Linked DNA regions of Mus musculus: region 1 is linked to region 2. Evidence: chromatin contacts called from ENCODE Hi-C or POLR2A ChIA-PET data. All regions are on one chromosome and are shown on one strand. The core of a region is the stretch at or near the end of the contact, and the rest is flanking DNA. Distances in the headings are between cores, read along the strand shown. Region 1 holds the start of Cep135 (centrosomal protein 135). Region 2 holds the start of Clock (circadian locomotor output cycles kaput).

What was found. A loop is a pair of places that touch in the nucleus more often than their neighbours do. ChIA-PET counts read pairs that join two places held with the same protein, here RNA polymerase II (POLR2A).
Region 1: a map of heart shows a loop between it and region 2 (14-fold over the local background). The contact joins the promoter of Cep135 here to the promoter of Clock in region 2. A Hi-C loop is called at or near these places in 1 of 37 maps with a recorded cell type or tissue (heart). POLR2A ChIA-PET finds 5 or more read pairs at or near these places in 1 of 5 experiments (Patski).

The regions. Positions count from the first base shown.
Region 1 is chr5:76,586,496-76,590,670 of GRCm38, forward strand. It overlaps Cep135 (centrosomal protein 135), which reads left to right and starts at 2,204. Exons shown (of 26, transcript NM_199032.3): 1 at 2,204-2,429.
Region 2 is chr5:76,302,214-76,306,773 of GRCm38, forward strand. Clock (circadian locomotor output cycles kaput) reads right to left here and starts at 2,579. Exons shown (of 23, transcript NM_001289826.1): 1 at 2,442-2,579; 2 at 1,211-1,289. It overlaps Gm7467 (predicted gene 7467), which reads left to right and starts at 2,663. Exons shown (of 1, transcript NR_152171.1): 1 at 2,663-3,314.

The sequences.
Region 1 (4,175 bases), core at 954-3,453, 280 kb after region 2:
CTTCTAAAACTATAAGCCAGCTCCAATTAAATGTTGTCCTTATAAGAGTTGCCTTGGTCATGGTCTCTGTTCATAGCAGTAAAACCCTAACTAAGACAATACCCATCATGTCAGGGAGTGTTTCAGCAGGCAGGCAGTCAGGCAGGGGTGGTACTGGATTAGCAGCTGAGAGCTTTTTTTTGTTGTTGTTGTTGTTGTTTTCAAGACAGGGTTTCTCTGTGTAGCCCTGGCTGTCCTGGAACTCACTTTGTAGACCAGGCTGGCCTCGAGCTCAGAAATCTGCCAGCCTCTGCCTCCCGAATGCTGGGATTAAAGGTATGTGCCACTACCACCTGGCGAGAGCTCACATCTTGATCTACAAGCTCCAAAAAGATAGAGCTAACTGGGAATGGCATGGGTTTTGAAACCTCAAAACCTGCCTCTGTTATAGGTCTGAGGTGGTTCGGAGATTCGCCAGTCTGACCATTAGTAAGTTTTAACAAAGAAGCTACTTTCATATACAGACACCAGTTCAACACCCAGATTGGGAACTCCTGAGTGCAGCACAGCCCCCAGCCACCTCAGTGGGGGACTTACACAGGCAAAGAGCACAAAGTCATCTCATGTAAAACAAGCTTTTGTTTACGAAGCAGAAACAGTAGTTTTGTTAAAGTTGTGCAAAACCAGGCAATTTTAAAATCTAACCCATTGGAAGTCCATTTTTGGTTTCTGCTTCTCTCAAGCAGTTTTAAAGTGAGCCATCAATATAATGTTAGCCATCACATCCCCAGTGACACACTTTTCCCAACAAGGTCACACCTCCTAATCCTTCCCAGACAGTTCCACCAACTAGGGGTCATGCTATTCAAGTATATGAGGCTATAGGGGCCAATCTCCTTCAGACCACCACATTTCAGATCTAAACTACAGCATCAGTTTTCAGTGAAAGCAACTCTTTTACCTTTACATCTGGCTTTCTTCCTCCTTACAATCAGGACCCCACCAGCCTCTAGGCAAACCTCATTCTAAGTGTTTCAGGAACTCCTGTTGGTGCTGATATTAAGTCTACAAAGCTCACTTTCTGTGGTGAGGGCATCTGTTTTCCTCCATGCCTCCACAGCCATGCAATTTGCTTAAAGCGCTAGGACTTGGGTGGGAAGCAGCAGCATTCTGCATTCTCATCTTTCAAGTTTTGTGTGCCAGGATCCCTGACCTTAGGCCTCGGAGGTCAGCAGTGACCCTGACTCTGGGTTATCAATGCCACTTGGAACAAAGGCTAACTGTAGCTTTCAATCCCATGTACCCCGTTGTATTTCTTCACTGAGTTTTGTTCTAACATTTAGTTGGTGTGTGTTTGGGGTAAGGGGGGCCACCAATGTTATCTATCTTCACTAGATGGCTATGCACAGCCAATTTCTGATATTTATGACTTTTTTTAAAAAAGATATTTGTCTTTACATAAACATATGCTTACTTGTATATGTGCAAGATGGTATAAAAATCTCTACAGGATTCATTAGCTCCTTAAAACTTCCAATTAAAAACGGACAAAGCACACAAAATGGAGACTGAGACGTGAAAACAAAGAATGAATCGGCACAGAGCAATTCACATCCCAACATACAGTTCCGTGCTGAGCAGTGGACAAAGTACATAGTCAGAGGAAAGGCCGGCTTGGTAAGGAATATAAGCAGAAACAAACAACAAAAGAAAACAAAACACGCACAAACAAAAACTCAACTCTTAACCATCTAGAAAGTTTTTAGGAGAGTGGTGGACTCTGGGGATTTGACCATGATCTTTGTAACCATGAGCAAGCTATTGTAAGCAATTCATTTCAATTTAACATTTACAAATACTGTGACAGATGCTAGAGAAATACAGTTGAATAAAAGAATATCTGATTCAAGGAGCCCACAATTGGAAGCAGCAGGGAGAAACGTAAACAAGTAGGTTTTGATGGTCGGATTCTATTCTGGGGGTTTACATGGGTACGGGGCAATAACTGTTATCAAGTGGTAGCCAGGAGAAGCTGCAAGGACAGTGACATCCAGGGGGAAGACAGGGCGATCAGCAGAAATTCACCTGTGAAAGGTCATTGGGGGTTAGCTGATGGTTACCGCCAGCGGCCAGTTGGCAAGGTCCTCGGGCACCGCAGAGGTTCGGGCTCCCCGCCAGGGGGCGCCGTAGCCCCGGCATCGGCCGGCCGTTACGTTTCCGGGCACCGAGGGCCGAAAGCCGCCATCTCCGGGCGGCCGGCGCGCGCGCCGCCACTGTGGGCCGCTCCGGTCCGTTACCGGGGCAACGGCGGCGCTCCCTCCTTGTGGGCCGCGACCGTCTCTCTCCGCGCCATTTTCAAACCGCGCTCGTGCCGGAGCCATTGGCCGCAGCAGGACGAGCCAGCGGGGACAGCGGGTCCGGAGGGCGATGTACCTCGGGACGGAGCGGCGGTGAGGCGCACCCGGGGGAGGCCGCGGGGGCTGGGCCGGGTCGCGGGGCCTCCGGGGCGGTCCCCACCCCCACCCCCGAGCGAGGGCGGGAGCCCGGGCGCTGCCGGGAGGAAGTGCGGGAGGGCGGCGCGGGGACCGTCCCACAGTCCGTCGGTCCGTCCGTCCGTCCGTGCGGCCCGGGGCCGACCCGAGGAGAACTGCCGTTCCACCCTCCGGCCTGAGCCGGGGAAGGACTGCTTGGCCGCTCCGGCCCGTGCCCTTTGCGGTGCCCGCACTCTGGTGTTGGTTTTTTTAAACGCTACTGTATCCGCAGGTTGCATATTTCTGAGAAAGTAAGAGGTGCCCGCTTTGAGACAACAACGCCCCAGGGTTTAGTGGACAGCTAGTTGTAACTGCGGAACCTACCCTTTTCGGCTGTTTTGATTTAAAGCTTGTGATCTGGAATATAGGGGAAACCCTAATATGTACATATCACCCCCCAGCCTGGAGGACTTTACTTATTATGGCCCATGGTCTTTTGATTCGTATTCTCATTCTGCCTTCATGAAGGATGGAGAAAGATGGTTTCCTGGTACCCGGAGTTGGCAGCTGTCAAGGAGGGGGCATAGTTCTTGGAGTTTGCCCCGCTAATTTATCTTGTCAGATGTTTTTCTTGTGAGCACAGGAGTTTCTGTAAAACACCTCCGGCATCAATCAAGTCCTTTTGTGGAGGGACCTAGAAAGCCCTAGGGGAAGCCTCTAAAAGAAGATCCTAGATTTGTTAACGGGGATAACCAAGAAGAAACACTAATTTAGAAGTAGCCCTGTGGTTGGGGAAGCTATTTTCTTGGGACAGCCTTCTTGGCTTTATGCTTTAAATAGGAACGGTGACATTGGTACTCGATCCCACAATGGGTGTTTGGAGCATCAGGTTTTGCATGTATTCATTTATGTGCACTTATAATTTTTACTAGTGGTGAAGGACATAATTTTTATTTGATTTAGAAACATGAGTTCTATGACTACAATTTTTTGGCAAAGGTTAGAAATGGTCTCTGCATAACTCAATTTTAGGGCAGATTGGTAGAGATAATAAATAATCATAGGTGTTTGAGAAGACAAGTATAACAGCTGGAGGTATTGCCCAGTAAAGAGTGCTCTCCTACCATGTCATAGGCTCAGTGCTTAACCCTGGATACGGTAAACAAACAAGCATAGAAATAGACAAGCATAAAAATGTATACTGAGCTACTTACATGTGTGTTACTTAAAAAAAAAAAAAAAAGGAAGTAAGATTGGGCCTGGTGGTACACATCTGTAGTCCTAGCACTCAAAGGCACAGGCAGAAGAAAAAGATGGGGCTGTCTGGCCAATAATATGAGTTCTAGACCAGTCAGGATGGTATATTTCAAAATAATGAAAAGAACCAATATGGGAGTGAAATTTACACGGTGAAATGCACCTTCAGTGTGCCTTTAAGCACTTTCCATGAATGTCTGTGCCTGGGTAACTTACCCCAGGCAGTCCTCTATCACTTTGGGAAAAAAGATCTATCCTTTCCAGAGACTCTCCAGAGGCCCGTGAAACTGTTTCTAGCCCGCGTAGGATAGCTTGTTCATCCCCTTTCCAGCTCTGTACAGTTACAGGTGAAGCTGCTGGAGTCTCCCTGTGCATATTCCTGTCCGTTTTCTTTTGTAAAGCTGTAGGAATAGAATTATGGTGTTATCAGCTAGGACTGTGTTTCACTTAATAGGAAGCTGTTTGGCT
Region 2 (4,560 bases), core at 1,329-3,828:
AGGGAGTTTTTGAGTATTCCCTCCCTAAAATTGCATCCACTCTCACACAACACCCTTTCAACCTTAACCTTGCTGTCAAAATTACGCCTGCCAGCAGAACTAGACACATCATTAATATATGTTTACACAATCTGTTATCACAAATGGTTAGGTTTCTTGCATTTAATTCTGAATTCTGTTTTCCTTAAGAAATAATCACATACACAACACATGTACATACTCACACATATATACTCACACATATATACTCACAGACACTCTGACACACACACACACACACTCAAATACACATACATATATTTATATTTCACTGGGGTTCATGTCTGACTTCCTTGAAGAAAATAATAGCTTCCCACAAGAAAAGTCACTCAGCTAAATAAACTGGTTTATTATTATTGTAAACAGAATGTAAACATTGAGGTAGGGATCGACGAAAGGAAAAAAAAACTATAAAACTATAGTTTTTAAAAATATAAAAAGGAGGCACTATACTACCAAAGAAGCGCATTCCAACTTTAACGCCAAATGCAGTCATCAAGGGTTAGCAAGTTTTGAATTTGCCTGTGATTTCAGCATCGTAAAATGTAAACAACAATCAAGTTCACCTAAACTTTCTCCAGTTTACTTTTCAAATATTAAGAGAAAAAAATAGAGAATGATCAAAATTCCCTATAAAACCTGTTTATAAATCCATAAAACATTAAAAGAATAAGACTATAAGCACATAAAGCATTTCATTTTCCACCCTTTCCCATAACTATTGGTTTTCTAGTATTTATTCTAGGACTTCCTCATATTGACGAGCAACACAGGCTATATGTAGTCTATATGTGTACACACACACACACACACACACACATATATATATATACACACACACACACACACACACGCACAAATATGGACATATAGATTATATATAGTTACACATACAACAGGACACAATTCAGCTTTCTTTCACTATATGACAATTTTTTGTGTCCTTTTTTTCACAGGTGATCCTGCCAGTTCTTCAAGCTAACCTAGGCACATGTTTCTTTCTCCTAAGATTTTAAAACAAACCAGATTTCAAGTGTTCTGTGGGACTCAGAGACAGTCACGAATTAAGTTACAGCCTATTCATTTTTTTTCAATCAGATATGAATGGGGATGGTCTGTAATTTTCTCTAGTCGCTTTTAAAACTACAACAATGCAATCAAGGGAAATTACCTTGCTGGTGATTTTGGGAATCGTTGCCCTAGTCCAATCAACAACGCCTGTAAAAGTTTCTTCTTGTGCTTTTCTTTCACTGCAATAGAAAACACCAGAGTCTGTTGTTTTTAAAGCATCTAGAAAGGCTTCATGCAGTGTGTGGTTCGGCATTGCAATATCAAAACACCACGGCCTGATCTGTCATCTGTCAGGTCAGAGGCCAAAGCTCTTCCTTCATCTTTCAGGATTCTGCTGACTACCTCGGACTTCCACAGCGGCAGAAAACACCCCACAAAGATACAAACTTCGTGGCGCTACTCCCGGTACCGGGACAGCCAGGACCACATCCAGGACGGCCAGCCCCACAGGCAGAGCGCGGCCCGGCGCGGCGCACGCGACTCGAGTCGGACACCCGGGGCCCAGAGCAGCCCGCGGCCCGAGCCCCGGAACCAGGACCATTAACGGAACCAGCCCTGGGCGGCGGCGGCCGCCGCTCGGACTGCGGATCCCGGCGCGCGCCGGCCGCCGCGAGGGCGGGGGCTCCGCGGAGGAGCTGGCCGCCCCAGCGCCCCATTGGGCGCCGCTCCAAACGTGCCCGAGTGGTGACAGGAATAAAGTGGGTCACAAGGCCTAGCGGGTCCCGGGCGCGAGCGCTCTCGGCGGCCGACTCGGCCTGCCCCGCGCTAACCCCGCGCCCAGTCTCAAGCGCGACGCGGCCCCGGAACCCCCGGGGCCCGCGGGACCCACCGCGCCCCCCTGCCCTGCAGGTAACCCCCAGCGGCCCCGGGACACTTGGCGCAGGCCCGGCTGAGCGCGACTCTCCAGAGCTCCGCGCTCTCCGCGTCCCCGGACCCCGGCCGCAGCTCCTGCCTCCCGGCCTGGCCCGCACCCCCTTGGCGCCCCGCGCCCTGTTCCCTGCCCCGGTCCCACACACTGCCCCCCGCGCCCTCCCGCGTCCTCACCGTGCCTGAGGCTCCGGCTTCCTCCCTCCCCCGCCCGGGACTCTGCCCGCGGCGGCTCGCGACAGCCGAGCGGCGACAGCCGGGACACGCCACGGCTCCGGGAGCCGGCAGCACCAGGGGCGGCGAGTGCGCGCCCCCGACCCACCCCTCAAAATTCACCGCTACCGCCGCGCTCCTCCCCCTCCCGGCCTTCCCCTCCTCCACGGAACCCGGGAGCACGCATGCGCCACCCAGGCCAGCCGCCCGCCGCGCGCCGGGCCGAGGCCCACCCGGTGGGGCGCACTCACCGGGAGCGCGTGCGCGGCGGCGGCCAGATTTCCTTCGCGCTCTCGCCGTCCGGGGTTTCCTCTCTCCAGCCGGTAGCCGCCAGCCGAGTCCGTGATTGCGCTGCCTCCCGGCGCATGCGTCGTGGGCGCGGGGCTCCGCGGCCGGCCAGGCTCTGCACTCGCCCCTCCCCTCGCGGCCGCCTTCCCTCAGCGCGCCGGGCGCGCATGCGACTTTCCCCGTTAGGCAGCCCCGAAGCCGCGCCTGGGGATCCCGGGCACCCGAGGAAATCCCACTCTTGCAGGCCGGCGTGAGCTCGTTCCACGGCCGCCGAGGGAAGCCGGGATGCCCCGAGGCCCCCTTCCCTTCGCAGGCCGGGAGGCGGGGCCTAGCGGAGGGTGCGGCCGCCCGCAGCGCCCTGGGCGGCTCGCGGTTCCCCGGGATGCGGCGCTCCCAACCAGTGGGAGCCGCCGCCTGGAATGGTGCCTCTGTCCCCGGGAAAGCAGAGAGCTTGGCCTACGCCAAGTTAGACTTCTCCAGCCCAGTGCTCGGTTTCCTCTCCTGGAGGTTCGTGGGATGCCTGGGACTCGGTTTCCCGGCTCCTAGAGACACGCTAGGCTGGCTGCTCCCCGAGATGGACCTGGACGACCCAAGTGACCTCGGCTGTAGCCAGGGAAGCAAAAGGTCGGGATGTGTTTGCTCCTTTTATGAAAAGGCAGGAGGCACTGCAAAAGATGAGCATGGCGCTACGGATGAACCAGGACCCTAGTTTACACTGGTTTCTTAGCTACTGCACCCGAATTACTGGGAAAGAAGCTAATTCATAGCAATTTCTTTTAAAAATCAACTCGTACAGCAAACAGAAGGCAATAAATAAACCTATACTCTTTAGCTCCAAAAATCCTGTCTACAAGGTAATGTTTGTCTCAATAAGAATTAAGTTCTTGGTGTATATTCAGGAAAGAAAAAAAAAAAAAACCAACTTCAAAACTAGGAATTAGCTGCGATCCCCCCCCCCCCCCCCCAGCAATGTGAACTAGGAGGAGAATCCTCAAATTCCTGGCTACGTAGCCAGAACCCTGCCAGGAGAATCTTTCCTTGGCAGTCTTTGTACCGTTTCGCCATCGAAAGGCACAGTTTCTGCTGTCCTAATCCATCTGCTGCTCGCTTAGGTTCACGTCCTTTGAACCCACCCATTCTCCACTCTGTCCTTGTGGTCCAGGCAGGACACTGTGGAGGAGGAAACCTTGGGTTCTCTGTCTCAGGCTGGCAATTACTGCCAAGAAGATTGTTTCCCAGTGAACCTGATACTGAAAGAAAATAATCTTTTCTTGTGTGACTAATGAAAGAGCAGGCACCACGAAGGGAAAAACCAGAAAACAGATTAAAACATGGTGATATAGCCTAGATGCATGAGCGCTGAAATCGATGTGGGCTAGATTCCTTTGGAAAGTTCAGTTAAAGTAATCAATAAACTCGTGAATGTGTTTGTTTTATTGCTTAAAACCAATAAGAGCTTTTCTGCCATCTACAAGTTAGTGTCTTGATCACTGGTAGTAAAAAAGGGGCAGGAGGTAAGGGTACTGAGGCTGGTAAATAGGTTGCAGCCAAATGAATTTGAATGCTTTCCCTGGGTCAAATGTTTTGGCTTTATTCATTCTCTTTTTCTATTATAGTTCCTCTAGTGTGTGTATACACACTATATACATATATAATATATATACATATATATATATATATATATATCAAAATGACCTTTGCCCCCTTTAATGGTTTCATTGTCCTCTTAGTCACCTGTGACTCCTCCCTCGCTCACATTCTCTGTTTAATTATTTACCAAGACCTGTTGATAATCCCTTGATTTTCTGCTCAGTCCTCTGTCACTGTCTGACTATTTCCCACGGTTCAGTTTACGACTTTTCCCTCATTTAAAAAAAAAAAGTTTTTTTTAATTTCCCAACTTTAACACTGTGTTTCCAGTAAACAAAAGTTTTGCCTCATAGTTTCATAAATCCTAAATCTAGGTTCCCAATTCTAAACCATGGCCTTAAACACCATGTGCCTTGTTGTCATTTAAACTAAGTGTTTCCGGTTCTCTTTTCAACTGTCTTTTCATCAAGTTATTCATCTGTGAAATGATGT